2 separate regions of the Homo sapiens genome follow, and region 1 is linked to region 2. Evidence: chromatin loops called from intact Hi-C (ENCODE). Cell type or tissue: endothelial cell of umbilical vein. All regions are shown on one strand.

Region 1 (8,000 bases), 450 kb before region 2:
TGTATTATATATTTATATATAATATATATTTGAGACTCTCAAATATATATTATATATAAACATGTAATATATATTTGAAACTCAAATATATATTTATATGTAAATATATAAAATTATATTTTATAAAATATATAATATATATAAAATATATATAATGTATATTTTAAATATTACATATATATTTAAGAAATACTTGTAAGCCTATGGGGTGCATCTCTACCTCATGTCATGGGTATATATATATATATGTGTGTGTATATATATATCCATCTAGTCTTTTCAACATAAATCATTTTAACATAACATAAATCATTTCAACAAAAATCATTTTATACCCACAAGTGGGATTTGAGGTACGGAGGGTCACAAAACCATATTTGACTGTTCTCTTGAAAGTACTACCACATAGGTGACTTACCCTGTCTCTTTGTGGGGGTGCAGTTGTTAACCCACTGTTTAGTCCTAAGTCCTTGAGTACACAAACAATTCAAGACAGAAAACTCCCACTTTAATGGAACGTGCAACTTTAGGAGACAAAAAAAAAAAAAAAGCCTACAGAAGAAAAGAGAAGGAATGAATTAGGAATAATATTTTTAAAAGTGTAAAATCCTGAATATTTATAATAAAGACACCAAAATACCAAAGCTATATATTAACCGAGCATTAAACCCCTGTAAAGGAAATTTGTAAATCCCTGTAAAATCTATTGGAAGAGGACCTGAAGAAATGGAAGAGGGAAACAAAGGACAAATGATTAGGACAATAGGACTGGGAATCAATTTATTACAAATAACAGGTATACAAAGAATTGATGGCCAACCCTAAATTGGCATACATATAGCATATTTTTAAATGTTTTATGCTTAATTTAACTTTTAGATTGAATTAGTGGTACTTTGTCTATAGGGAAATTGATATTCTCAAACAAATTTGTCTTTTGTTACAATTCCAATTAAGAACTATTGACATTGGTTACTTACAATGACATATGGATGAACCTAAACAGAAAACAGGTTATTAGGTTGATGTCTGGAGAGGGATAGAGTGCTTCTGATTGGGTCTACCTTAACTCATAGTTTTTGGTGGACAGAGGAATGTTGAAGATTATAAAATTGATGTCCTGGAAATGGTTGCAAGACAATATTTGAATTGGATTTAATTTTTAACCAAATTTAAAGTGCTATTTTTTACAACTTCAATTGTTGTTTTCTTTTATGTTTATCATAATCTGCACATCCTTAGTCACATATTTCATTTCAAGAACCTTGAAATAGTCATTAGGTCTTACTTCTTTCCTGCATACACATACACACACAAACCCAATTCCTTTTCTTTCAGTAAGGTTCCCAGTTGATGGACTTATTCTCTGATTTTTTTTTTTTTTTTTTTTTTTTTTTTTTTTTTGGTCAGTGCTCTTACTGTGCTTGCCAATTTAACTGCCGAGGGTTAGCAGGCTGACAACTTCGTAATAATCAGCATCTATTCCATTTCCATTTTATACTCAAGGTCTATTGTTGCCAATTCATTCAAGAAGGTGTTTTTATTTAAGAGGTGCTTAAGTGCTGGCTTCTGTGCTCTGTGAATGCAGTCCTCATAGGGAATAATACTGTAGAATGGTTCATTCTATGTGACTCCAAGCTACTGTGATGCTCTTGTCTATTTCTATTGCAGATTCAACACAGAATTTTCTTTCCTCTAATGTAACAATTGTTTATCTGGCTTGTATTGTTCTCTAGCACCTTTAAGTTACGATGCGGGATTCGGGGGAAGACTATGACAAAGCTTTGCCATCAAGAAACTCCAAATATATTTGGGGCTTGAGAATTGTAATACATACTAGAGAATCATGTACATAACACATGGCTAAATGTAATGATATGTGGTATAAGTATTTAATTTTTCAGGAAGGATAATTATTGAAGGTTTTGTATATGTCAGTATATTGTTTATTCTCAGCCTCACATTAGACACGTATTTTTTATCACAGCTGTGTACATTTTATACTACACTTTTCCTTCACTTCAGAATATATAGAAAATACGTTTTTGAGTTAAGTGCCTACATCCAGCTTTCTATATCATCAGAAACACTTCTCAAATAGATTGCCAAAATGGTCAATGATTATCAGTGTAAGTTAAACTGAATAAATCTTTAGACCCCTCTGATCATGAAAAATTCCAGATTTCTGCAGCCCTTCTCGCCACATTCTTGGCATGCTATTGGTATTTGCACTTAATACAAGAAACTAGTCCTTGAGTATTTATTATTTGACCTCATATTCATTCCTCTTATCAAGTTCCTGAAGGTTTCTCTTTTATCCTTTATGTTCATCAGGGATTCTGCATAGTAAAAACTCCAACATCTTCTTGATCCCAATATTGAGTTGGTATCGGGAAATACAAATAATTTTGTTGTTTTTTTCTCTCCAACACTTGGAGGGTTCTTACTGTTAAATGCAAAATGGGTAATGCTGGAATATTAGAAACCTGAAGAAATGTAATTATTCATTTTATTACTTTACCAAGAGACTACTGAAATACATGTTCTCCTGCTTACTTGTCTATTGTTACTAGCAGGGTCTTTTCTCTGGACTTCTTTAGTGGCATCTCCACACCTACGAATCTATTCCTTATTGTGCTTACCTGGTAATTTTGAAACACTTATATGCCCACATCATGTACCTGATCAGAAATTTCAATGGCTTCCCAGTGCTTACAGGAAGAAGCTAATGTCCTTAGCACAATATTCACATTCCTTCAGCATCAAATAGACATTATTTTATTATATTGCCCTCTTAATACACGTTGAACTATAATTACATTGCATAATCTGCTGTTTCTCTGAACTTTTCACAATCTCTTCTACCTCCATGCCTTGACTCATTCTGTTCTGTAGGTTTAAAATGGCCATTTCCTACCTGGCTACCTAAAGAGATCCTAGTAATTCTTCAAAATCCAAGTCAGCTTCTACTGCCCTCATTCTTTCCTTCTGCGAAATTTTCTTTTTCATGTACTCACATTTTATTTTGTTTATATTCATATTAGATAATTTATCACAATCTGACTCATATCATTGTTAGATGTGAGGGTTCTCCTTTGCTCAGTAGTGAGCTCTTTGATTACCTGAATGGTGATACCTTAAGAACCTATCAGTGTCTTATACTCAGTACCTTGTACTCAGTGTTGCACTGGAATTCATTTATTTTATTAAAATATGGTGATTCATGGAGCATCCATATTAACATCTTTTCTATCTCTTTCTAATGTTGTTTCTTGGAACACAAAGGTCTTTGTGTGCTTAGCTTCAACTACCATCACTGTGAACTAATGAAGTGATTATTTTAAAAGATTATAAGCTTTTTGAAGACAGAAATGATCTCTTTTATCTTTGTACGCTGATGTTTTTAGAACAGAAATCATTTGCAAATGGAGTTATTATGCAGAAGAGATTTAAAAAATAATATGCTTGAGCTTGCATACTCACTGACAGAACACAGTAAGTATCTCAGCTAAGTAACCTTTCTTACTGAGTAACTTCCTTGACCTTGAAAACTACTTTTTATTGAAACATCATGGCATGGTGGAAGAAATATGAACTTCTTATGAGAATATATCCAGCCCCAATCTCAGCTTAAACATGTTAAACTTTAACTTGTTTTAACAAATATAATCATATTTAGGCATATGTCTTGCCACTGGGTTTTAAATACTACATTGTAGATATTTATCCTTACCAATGCATGTAAAATGACCTAATCGTATGTGCAACTGCAGAACATTCAAAAGCATGGATATAACAGACTTATTTAAAGATTTTTCTAAGGAGGAAGCCACTATAACGTAGTGGCTAACATCTTTGGTTAGATTTAGGCTTTAAACCTTTTAAGCCTTGCTACATCACTTCCAAATTATGTGACACTTTTACTAAGTCCTGATATATGAGACCATAGTATTTAGAAAATGGTTAAGAATCATTAATGCTAGAAAATATGCTTAGCAACAGAAACTTTAGCTCTTTTATGAGTGTAAAGAATACCACCAGCAGGTGGCAGCAACTTTGAGTGATGGTCATAAACACCAAGAATGGTGCTCTGTTAATTACAGGTGGTTCATGGTGCAAATAAAAATAAGCGACCTGGCTAATAGTATATCCTGGAAGTACTTCTACTATTAGAGTTGCATTACATTTTTACATGTTGCATAATATTAAATAAAAATGAAATATTTGTCACACCTAATGGAAATAGATTCAGATGTTTGCAATGATCCAGATTAAGTCAAAACTTGTAAACAGATATTCATGAAATAGTTTATGGCTTAATTCTGAATATAAAATTATTTAATTCTGTTATTTGCTCTCTACATGTTAATGATGAAGGAAAGCATGACAAAAAATGACAACGAAGGCAGTTATAGTTTAACTTGGAAAGGCAGAGTGCTTCCCAAAGAATTTCTACAGCACAATTGGTTAATGATGGATAAAAAGAACTCTGTCTCTAATTTCTAATTGCCCACGTTTATTTCCTGGCTCTATCAGTTATTAATTATGTGGCTTAAGTGCCAGATTTCTTCATTTGTGAAGTAGGAATAACAATAATATTGACTTCATAATGTTGTAAAGATTAAATGAGATGACTATGAATTGTTAGCAGTACCAGGAATATAGTAGGCACTCAATATATTAGTAGGCGATGTAGCAATTATCTTTTGTAACATGGTCTTAAGCTTTATTTTTAATTTTTCTACTAAATATCTATTCCAACATCTCTTTGAAATCTATAGTACAGAGTCAGTCTCACTGTTTCCTAAATTTTATACTTAAAAATCAAAGGAAGAAGAAAATATTTAAGGTGAAAATCCAGATACAAATTTATTTACAACAGTGATAAATGTAGAAGTCATAGGATGTTCTCATAGGTAAGAGCAACATCCCAAGTACAATTATTAACTTTGTTCCATCAAATAGATCTGACAAGTGTCTAAGATACTTATGATTTTCTAGGCTACTAAAAAATATAGGATTTACATCATCCATTTTTAAAAGCTCTTATTTTACTGTTTTTCTCTACCTTGTGCCACACATTTTACACTGATATATATATTTATATCTCACCTTGTTGCAAAAACAAAAAGAAATTAACCATATTGATTATTTGCAGTTATTTTGGCCTATTTACAGTGTCCTTTTTTTCTATATGTAATTCATATATATATGTAAAGTTAAAGATCAGTAAAAACTTCTTAATATATAATAGATGTTTTTCAAATGAATATACATCTTTAATTTTCCATTTGTGTAATTTAATATTGCTTTTTTTTTTTTTTTTGAGATGGAGTCTCGCTCTGTCTCCCAGGCTGGAGTACAATAGCGCAATCTCGGCTCACTGCAACCTCCGCCTCCCAGGTTCAAGAGATTCTTCTGCCTCAGTCTCCCTAGTAGCTGGGATTACAGGCGCGCACCACCATGCCCAGCTAATTTTTGTATTTTTAGTAGAGACAGGGTTTCACCATGTTGGCCTGGCTGGTCTCGAACTCCTGACCTTAGGTGATCTGCCCGCCTCAGCCTCCCAAAGTGCTGGGATTATGGGTGTGAGCCAACGTGCCCAGCCAATATGGCTTTTAATTGTACCTTTGTAGTGTGCACATTTTTTCCTACTATAGCCTAGGAGGGCTTTACACACATGTAAAGCCCCATGGGGTTTTATATTTCAAAGCTAAATTCACATCTATATAAATAAATAAGCTATATGAAATATCTAGGCAATCAGTCTAGGAAAATAGATTGCTGTAAACAATTCTCTTCCAAAGGCATTGCCTCAGTATTCACTGAAATGTACTTATGCTAAATCACAGTGTAATTCTAAAAACTGTGAATTGTAGGCATGGTATTTGAAAGAATCAAATAGTTCTGGTATCTGAGTAAACAAATTTTGAATCACGTGCCTGTACACATTTCAACTATAATGCAATTATTTATGTTCAAAGTTATTTCTAAATGTCTCTATCTGTGATTTGTGAAACTATTACAATACAACGAGTGAGATATGGGAAGAACTCTCCTAACTGAAAGGGGAAATATGAAATGATCTTAATTCTACCTTCTCAAGAGCCATGTGAGCTTTTCCAGAGCATTTTAACTTCTGAGCTTCTATTTACTCATATGTAAAATTGGGGCTGTAAAAAGACCTAAACTCATTGAGTTTTTGTGCAGATTTAATGAAATAATAAGCTGCCAAGCACAAGATCTGCTGCATAGACATCATCAATTCATGATAGGGATTTTCATTTTTATGGAAGGCTTTATGCCATTTAAACATTTTCTTTCTGAGTATGCTTCACCCAAAGGTACCACTGAGATCCCTGCCTCTCCACTTAACCATGTGTGATTATACATTCATACTCACTTCTATGTCATATTCTGTAGAAATAACTCTAGACACAAAGTCTAAAACTTAAGCTTTTGAGTCTGAATGCCATGTTTAGTAGCTGTTTGAATTTAAACAAACATTCAAGCTTTCTGAGCCCTCTGTCTTTATGTTTAAACAAAGGGAAGTGATACTTAAGTCAGTGAAATAATGGAGGATGTAATCCCAATCCGGTTGAAACGGCTCCATTGTCTCAGGTATATGCCCTGGTTCTTTGTCATAGTTGAGAAAGAATTCAGGACACGGACACACAGGAAGAGTGGGTTTAGGAGCAGAAAGTTTAATAGACAAAAAGAAGACAGAGAAAAGGCTTCCGCATGCAGAGAAAGCTGGTAGCCCGAGAGAGGGTCTCCGGTTTGCGGCAGAATGCAATCGATTTCCTACAGAGGTTTGAGGAGGCAGTGATTGATTTACATAGGTCCTAGGGGATGGGTTTGACCAGGTATGCCATTTATATAGCCGAGAAAAGACTGGCCCTCCCACCCTAGTCTTTTATTATGCAAATGTGGCCTCTACCAGGCGTGGCCATAATGCCTGTACATGTGGTTTTCCCTGGAGGCTGCCATGACACCATAAACGTGGTGACAAGGAAGAGAGTGAGAACTGCCATATTGAATGTACCTGGCTTCCAGGTACAGCTGCTGGCATTTACATATAAAAGCTCCTAGTTTGCATATCTATCAGGCTGCTTCCTGTTAGCGAAAAAATGGTTTGGGGCTGCGTTTTATTAAAGGAAAATTCCACCAATAACTTTTACCCTTTCAAGCTGACTAAAAATAATTTCTTAATAACTCCTGTATTATGGTCATGTTGTGAAAATCATTCGTAAACTATCATCACCTACTCTGATTTCTTACTGTTCACTCTGCAATAAGGTTCAGAGAATGCAAAGGCCTTTTGTGACCTATTAATGAGCCTTTTGAGTCAGGGAAGTGGCAGCAATTGTCCACTAATATTTCAATTTCTTATGGACAAAAGATATTTTTTTACCTGCTTTATCTATTTGGCATTCTGTTTACTATATTATCACAAAATAAGGTCCTGTGGATGTAAAATAAATGGAATACCTTTATCAGAAGAGAGAAACCAAGGCATGTAAAGCTTGTGATTTTCCCCGAGTTAGACACCAAATTAATTAGTAGCAAGCAAAGAAGTAAATACTCAACATTCTTCCCTTCCCTTTCCTGCTCATCTAAAAAGATATACAATTTATATTCCACAGTGGGTGATCACACCTGCATGCACAATGGAACCCCTTCTGGTGTTTTCCAAGGGCTAAAGAAATAAAACAGTACTACAGGGAAGTAACACACCTGTGTGGTTTTGGCGAGGACCACTATGTATTGTAACTGGCCAAATATTTACAAATAAGAGGATTCTGAAGATAATTTTATATAAAAAGCAACCAAAAAAAATTCTACACATTTAACTCAAGTTGATTGTGCTACATGGCTGCTGTACTAACAAATAAGAATACAAGAAAACAGTCAGATCCTGTTTCACCTTCCTGAAATACCTGCAGTAACTGAGATATGAATTCTTTAAAAAGAGGACAGAATTTTGTTGGTTTTCTTAT
Region 2 (8,000 bases):
GCTAACTGAAAAAGTGTCTTTTGGCTGAAGTCAGTAGATTTGGTGAGATTTTGTTGTTTTTTAAATGTATTGCATATTCTTGAAGTATAGATTAACATGGCTTGAATTTACTCTTGGTTGGTTTTCATAAAACATTCATCTTGGGGTAGCCAGAATTTCACAAGCCATACATAAAATGAAACAGTAAGTAAATGATCATGGACAAAATATTTTATCCATATAGATAATATTTTTACTCAAAATTGTATTTTAAAATAAAACTTAAGATTTTATTCAAATAAATACTACATTTCTAATGTATCTTACTTCCTAAGGACTAAAAATTAATAAAGAAGCACAAACACAAGGATCGGGTAAAAGGCTAGAAACCTCCATGAATGTTTCCTCCTATAATTAATTTTACTGCTGTTTAGAAGCTGAGTAACCAACAAATTGTTGCAGCCACAAAATATTCTTAATTTTGAAATCAAATGTTTCTCAAAATGTTCAAAGAAGACTAGAGAGAGTATACTGTCTTTTCAGTGCCACAAAGTTATCTGAATTATCCTTATCTCTTAGAGTTAATATTTTATGGTAACTTGACAAATGTATATTTGTCTTACGATCTTGTTATAGTAAGCTATCTCTGAAAAATGCAAATATTGTATAGTTCATCATAAATATCATTTCTGTTTTGCAGAAATGGGGATGGGATATATGATGTTCCTACAACTTAAAAATATACTGTAATAAGTTTCCATGATTTATGAGCTTTACATTACCATAATTTAAGAATGCTGATGTGAAATAAAACATATCAGTTTATATTACATCTTTTATTATCCCAGCCTAATATCCTTTAGCACTCGATTTGAAAGAAAAACATTGCTTGCCATGCAATAGTTATAGTATAATATGCTTGCTTAAGTTCCTTCCATGAGGATGATTTATTTAGTGAAATTATGAATAATATAAACCATTGAAAATATTATAAAGCAGTGTGAATTCCAACTTAATGTAAATATTGATACTTCTTTGGTATATTATTAATATTTTAAATGGTTTAAATATTCAAGCACTTGAAAGAATAAATGAATTAACACGGCAAAGTAAAGAAAAATTTAAGGCTTAATAACATATTACGTTTTGCTATTTAAATTTCTAAATTACATTCTGATTTTCAAAACTGAAACATTAATGAATGTGAAAAATTAGGAACAAATGCCACTTGTGTAAACATTTGTTTTACTCTGGCAATCTTAACACAAATGTCTGGAAATAATATAGTGCTGAAAAGGCTTCTAAACGTAGTGCCTTCAGAAGAGACTCTCATCATCTCTCTCTGCCATTGACTTGCTGTATGCTGAGGTGCTATTAAGTACATACAATTTGATTAATTTGTTAATAAAGGCAAATGTGAAAATCTTGTCTGTAATTATGAACATAGCCCTGGGAGTTTGAAAAAATGTTCATATATTCAGAACCCCTGGTATGACCTCATCTGAAGCTCTTACTGCACTAAGCATTTTTATTTTGTCTTATAGTTATTTTTATATATATTCCATCTCTCCATCAAATTATAAGTTCTTTAAAAAGACAGGATCTATGTCTGATTAGTTATTTTATTTCCCATATCACCAAGCACAGCACCTGCTATTTAATAAGCAAGGAGTAAATCTTTAGTGAATAAATGAATTAAACATTGAGTAAATGAATGGATGGATTAATGAATAAATAAATGAGTGAATGAGTTTTAGCTGTAGAATTTGTACTTGTAACCTCTACAGATACAAGGCAATATGACTGTAATTACAAATAGCACATTGTTAGCTTACTCTGAAACAGACCCTATTCTTATTTTTTATATAAACTTGTTCATTTAATTCTCACAAAATCCAAAGAGCTAGATTCTGTAATTCTCCTCTTCTAGAAAAGGAAACTTAGAGAATATAAATGTGGCTGAAGCCAAATGGTTAGTGACAAAGCAAAACCTTAAACCCTGACAATCTGGCTTCAGATTCTAAGCTTTTATCTACAATGCCTACACCCGGCAAAGCACGGCACTAGATGTTGGAAAGAAAAGGGTGAGTAGGACTGGAACCCCATCCTGAAGGAGTTCTCAGATGAGTGAGAAGTGAGAAACAGTCAAGCAAGCAACGATAATGCAATAAGGTCAGTGGTACCATAATGGGGCAGAGAAGGTGCTCTTACTATAGTCTCAAGGGTCATGAAAGAACTTTTATCTAGAGTAGCCAATACCACTATCTGAATTATATCTAAGGTACAACTCAAAACATCATCTTAGCAATGACTATCTCACTTTCTGGGGCAGAACTTTGCAGGAGCTCATTCAACAACAATCATGTGCACAAAGTATAGTGACACAAAAAAGAGAATGATCAACTCAGTCAGTCTCAAGGACTCAGGGAAAAATATAAAGGAGATGCCCCTTGAGGTAAAGGTGATTAGGATGAGCCTGGGTGTGGGAATGGTGATGGAAGAAAGAGAGAGGCAAGCACTCTAGTGTTGAACCGCTCATGTAAAGACATGGCAGTATGAAACAATTCAATACATTTGAAGACACAATAGTACTTTAAAATGGCTAGAATAAAAGGTAGAAGGAGAGTATTGAGAGATGAGGGTAGACAAGTTGACACGATGAAGATGAGAGAGTTGAAATGAGTTTTGGCTGTATCCTGGTTTTGGAGAGTTACGGAAGGATTTTAACAAGGGAATGATACAAACAGATTTGGTTTCCAAAAGACACTCTTAGGCATTGTGGACTGCTAAACCCAGTATTAAACTTTTAATTCTAAAGGCAAAATAGCAATAATAGTAATAGCACCAAAAAGAGTAGCAGAGGTGAGAGAGTTGAGAGCTAATTAGGAGATAGCCATTAATGACCAAATCTGGCAAGAAAAGGAAGGGAGTTGCAAGGATCTAGATAACTGCTAATGTTTAGTTTGCATGAAATTAGCCAGAATAAGTACATAAGAAAAGAATTAAGGTTTTTAGATTTTAAAAGGAGGTAGAAATTAAAAGAAAAAATTAGGTCATTTCTAGATATTTTTAGTTTGAGGCAATGTCTAATAGGTAGCTGGGTATAAAGTCCAGAATGGAGACATAGATTTAAAGTTATCAGAATGGAGGTGATAGTTTCAGCCATGAGAGTAAATGAGACTTCTCATAGAAGCCATGTAGAGTGATAAGATTACCAAGAACAGAAATCCAAGTAAAATTAGCATCGAGTGAGCCTAGGAAGAGAAGCATCCTGCAGAAGCAAGCAAATTCAGTGTGGATGGAGATGCCTGAGGAGGGTCAGCACTGTGGAGTGCTGTGAAAGCTGTGAGAGCAGCCCATTTTAGGAAGAATGAAGAGTCAGCACTGTCCTGTGCTACGTCTACTCAGGGAACATCTGAAAATCAACCACTGTCTCTGACATTTGGGCAGTTAGTTACTGGTGACCTTTGCCAGAGCAGTTTCTGTGTAAAACTGAGAGTAGAAGCCAGATTTCTGTGGATTAAGGTTAAATAAATAGATGAGGAAATAGAGACATGGATAATAAATTGCGCTTTTCAGAGGTTAGGCTATGAAAAGAAGAAGACAAGGCTGATGTTATGCCTTTATGTCTAGCTGCTGGTCTGATTAGGATTGCTTTCTGATTAATAGGCCCAATGGCTGTGTGTATATGAGCAGCTCCCTGATCCGCAAAGATACAACACCCTAACATTTGATGAACTATACTATAGTGAACTTGCAATGTTTTCTGTTTTTCTGCAAGTCTCCATCATTTTCAGCTTGTTTGCCTCTTTCTCAAATCTTCTTTGGGTGCGAGGGAAATAAGCAAAAGTTTTGATTTAACATGAAGACAACTTAAACCCCTTTATCTTCCATGGCCTGTAGGCTTTAGGCAGTAATTGTAAGAGGACCTATAATTTTAAGTAGAGGTTTTAGTAATTTCATCAATAGAATTACTTTAAATTACTTAAGGTAAAAATGTATGTTTTCTAAAATAAAGAGAAAGCAAACTTTATGGTGGAAAAACTACAGGAAAGCTAGTATACAATGAAGATCCCTCATCCTCTAGATTCTCTGTCCAAAAATTCCTGAAAGATTTCTATGTTGTAAAAAGTACAAAATTGGAAGGGAAGAGAAGGAAAGGCAGAGAGAATATTGTGCAGATCACTGTATATTAGCCCTCAGGAATGAAGTGCTTTAACAAAATTTATAATGGATGACAGTATGCCAACTATTCATAGCAAAATTCTTATTAAATAAAAAATTGGGGATTCAAAGATATTTGTTATTTTATTGTTATTTTTCAGTGCGTTTTTTGCTTCCTGAACATGAGCAACTAAAAAAATGTTTCTTCCAAGTCTGTTTTTTAAAGACTATGAACTGAGTGGTCCCATCCTGCCATCTATGGGTTCAATTCATCAAATGTATGCTATCACTTTAGTGGGAATTCAGTAATCAGTAAAACATAGTTATTTCTATAAGTAAAACATGTTGTACACGCTTTGTTTCTCACTTCCACAAAAGTACAAATATTTATTATAAGACACGTATTCAAAGACTTGCCATCTAAAGGGAAATAGAATTAATTAAGATGGAAGAAAGCTGCATAAGCAAAGTGCTTAGAATTTACACAGCCTTAGTTTAATACAACCCTCTCCTGAGACCTAATATATGGAAATATTTGGTACAAATTGAGTCTCACTATTGATGAAGACTCATTGCTTAGAGTCCCAAAATAGGTAATGATAATATTGCTATGATGTGTGGATGCTAAACTCCCATCTCAGGTGTACCTAAAAATATAGTGTCAAATCCTTTACTGTAGTATAGGTTCTACAAGTCCTAATGATGCTATAGGGATATCTGTGTGTGTGTGTGTGTGTGTGTGTGCATGTGTGTGTGTGTGTGTACTCGTGTATGCATTTATTCAAAGTAACAAAGCATTTGTCTCAGAAATATTACACATAACACATTCAAAGGACCGATCAAAACTGTCTTTTCCCTGCCTTAGCAGCCTTGTGGAGACAATAATGAAGTCCCAATTTTAAATGCTTTATGCAGTCAGGGCTTTTTAACTTTCTGGAATGTCTCCTTTCATATCAGAGAAAATTTCTTCCCAGCCTGTTTAATGTGATGGGCTTCTTTTCTTTTCAGATAAAAAAGAAGTCAGTAGCTAGTATCCAAAAGGAAATGGAAGAGTCTACTGGAGAAAGTAAGAGAGAGTAATGTAACTGTTTTTCCCTGGTTAGATTCAACCGATGCAAGCGAACAGTACCTTTCAACTGATTTGTTGAATATGAAACTAGCTGTGTCCTTGCAAGTAATATTTCAGCTCTCTGCTTGCTTCAGATGTTCCCACATGCCAGTAAGCAACTGTATGGGCTCTGTTACTTTTACCTATTATAATGAACCCTGAAAGGTGATACCACAGATGTGAATGACTCCCATTTTAGATAGAAATTTATCTCTCCTCTTGCAACTTAAAGGAGATGGGGTTTTCATTTTGGTTGAAAGAGGCAGTAATAAATTTAGACTTGGTGATTATTGAAGACAGAGTGCTGTGTGAGACAACCTGCTTTATCCTCGCAGCTTTGAGATGTTAATGAGAAGGCTTTCCTTGGTGCTCTGGTAATAAATATTTGACAAAAATTAGGTTTGCAGTTGTAGGCAGAATTTGATCCAGCTACACAGGCCTATCAAGTCGTTCTCTACCAAACAAAAATAACACACACAGACATAATCATCACATAAGTCATGAAAGTATACAAATTTGCTGAAGTGTAGTATGAGTAAAGCAAGAGAATATTTTACCTCTTCAATCTCATACCTGGAACATGTATGTATTTTCAAGAAGATAGACACCAAATGGTCATTTAGTGGCATATGGGAGAGACGATAACCAGCAGGCTGAAGCAGTCAGAGTGACTGTTGAAGTTTATGGTGCTCCAGGTCACCAAATTGCCTCTAGTGAAAACCACATATCAGTTAGCGGAGCTTTAGTTACGTTTGTCAATTGACAGAAATTGGAGCTAGAAGATGTCTCAGATTTTACATAGTCAATTCTTCCAACTTTCTTAAGCAATGAAACCCTTTATTCCTCCAAATAAAACCTATGCAAACTCTTAATGTATAACAAAGATAAAACTGGAGTTAGTTTGGTTAAGTTGGAGACAAATCTTATTTTCCTACCCATCACATTACATAGCGGCCTTGAAGCCTCTCAAGGTGTCATACAGTTCCAAATAATTTGTTTTGAAAACTTCTTGTCTAAACCAGTTTTTTCACTTTATAGGTGAGGAAACTGAAACCCAAATAGGATGAGTCAGAGACCAAAGTCAAGCAACATAACTAGGGCTAGAATTTCGTTTTTACTACCCTTGTTCCAGTGCTTTTCCCACTACACAGGTGGAACACCAAAAGCTTTGAATCGAGCAGATCCAAGTTAAAACTATAATCCTTCATGAAGGATTGTAGATACTTTAGTCACCTGACCTATAAAATAGGGGAAAATAAATTATTTTTATAGGATTATTGTGAAGATTAAATGAGAGGACATGCAAAATGGCCAATACACTACTAGTCTAAAACAAGTGCCTATTAAATGCTGGTTTCCTCTTCTGTCCTTCTCATGTATAATTCAAATGTTGAAGGGTAAACACAGGCAAGCACAGATCTATATAACCTGAATAACTGTGTAACTTTATTTCACTGGATAGACAAATTAGCAGCACTGGTCCTTTGATTCATTTGTTAATGCACTATGTATATCATTATGATATTGTCCTTTTTATTACAATTATTAATTAAATCAGCCATGCACATAAGCATTCACTTGTAATGAGTAAAAAAAAAAAAAAAAAAAAAAAGATGGAGAGGTTGTACAAGATTAATTACTCTACTGATGTGTTTCTCCCAGATTGAGGCAATTTGACAGTGGCATCTTCAAGCTACTGGTACAGCACATACATTTCCCACAGCTGACAAAGGGTCAGTAAATTTGGAAGGGAAAGGAAGCTTTGGTATTTGGTGTTGTCATTGATCAGCCTTGAAATATGGCTTGCTTATGAGGATTAGGTACCAAAAACACATAGAAAAATAAATTAGAGTTTCCAATTTAATCACAAAATTTTACTAGAAGCCCTACCCTTGGAGTCAAACTGGCCTTAAATTGGAGAGCTCCATAGCAATTTACTGCCTGGCCTCAGCATACCAATTTATAATATGAGGGGACTAGACTAACTAGTCTCCATGTTACCTTTCAGCTGTAATGTTTTCAGATCCTAAGAAATCTATGCATGTTTAAAAGATAGTATGTATTGATTGATTGTTATTTTTTAAAGTTAAACTTACTCCTTAACAAAGTAGAAGTGCTGCCAATATTTTTACCTTCTGTATATTTTTGTTATTGAACTCAAAATTATTTTTATTCGACAAAAAAATGCATCTTAATGTGCTTGTCTCTGTAGTGAGTTTCCATAAAACTTAGCTCAAGAGCACTGCTGGCCTAATCATTTTGTCATCTCTACACAGAATTTTACTCTCCAGAGAAATTTCCTTTATGTTCACAGTTGCAACAACCTTGGCCAGTAACCTATGAAAAAGGCACTAGAATAGACATTCTTGCTTGCTATTTTATTTCACACAGCTCTAATCCTATAACTAATTAGGCCAAAATGTGACTTGAGTATATGGCGTTGTGACTATTAGGACTTTGTAAAAATGAAAACATGCCAACATTTCCAGTCAAAAGAAAACAGATTAACAGAGTCTTTCTTCAGTATGACTTTCCTGATCTTTTCTCTTACAAAGCCTTTTGGAGGTCCTGTGAGATATTTCTTTCCCAGCACTTCTGAGAAGTTTCTTGGAGCATACTTATCAAGCGTGCACTGTGTTCCCTGTAATTTTGACTCCATCTAAAGTGGGATCCAATGGTTTGAGCACGTAATAAGGTGGCAAAGTCTGGGCCACTGTATCATCTTCGCTTCTGTGCTGTGATTTCTTTC

What was found. Peaks named below come from ENCODE experiments on the same cell type or tissue, not always from the same donor. Only the 100,000 strongest peaks of a DNase experiment are listed, where the experiment ranks them.
Region 1: a loop joins it to region 2, with 18 times the contacts of the local background. A loop is called at or near these places in 47 of 110 quality-filtered maps.

What each region holds. Positions count from the first base shown.
Region 1 is chr1:72,033,982-72,041,981 of GRCh38, reverse strand. All of the region lies in intron 1 of NEGR1 (neuronal growth regulator 1), which reads left to right. Among named protein-coding and RNA genes, the nearest start is that of NEGR1-IT1, 200 kb to the right of the region's middle. In endothelial cell of umbilical vein, a CTCF peak has its summit at 4,025 (motif pointing right); a DNase peak (open chromatin) is centred at 4,051.
Region 2 is chr1:71,584,552-71,592,551 of GRCh38, reverse strand. All of the region lies in intron 6 of NEGR1 (neuronal growth regulator 1), which reads left to right. Among named protein-coding and RNA genes, the nearest start is that of NEGR1-IT1, 250 kb to the left of the region's middle. In endothelial cell of umbilical vein, no CTCF peak of the experiment used is centred here; a DNase peak (open chromatin) is centred at 4,391.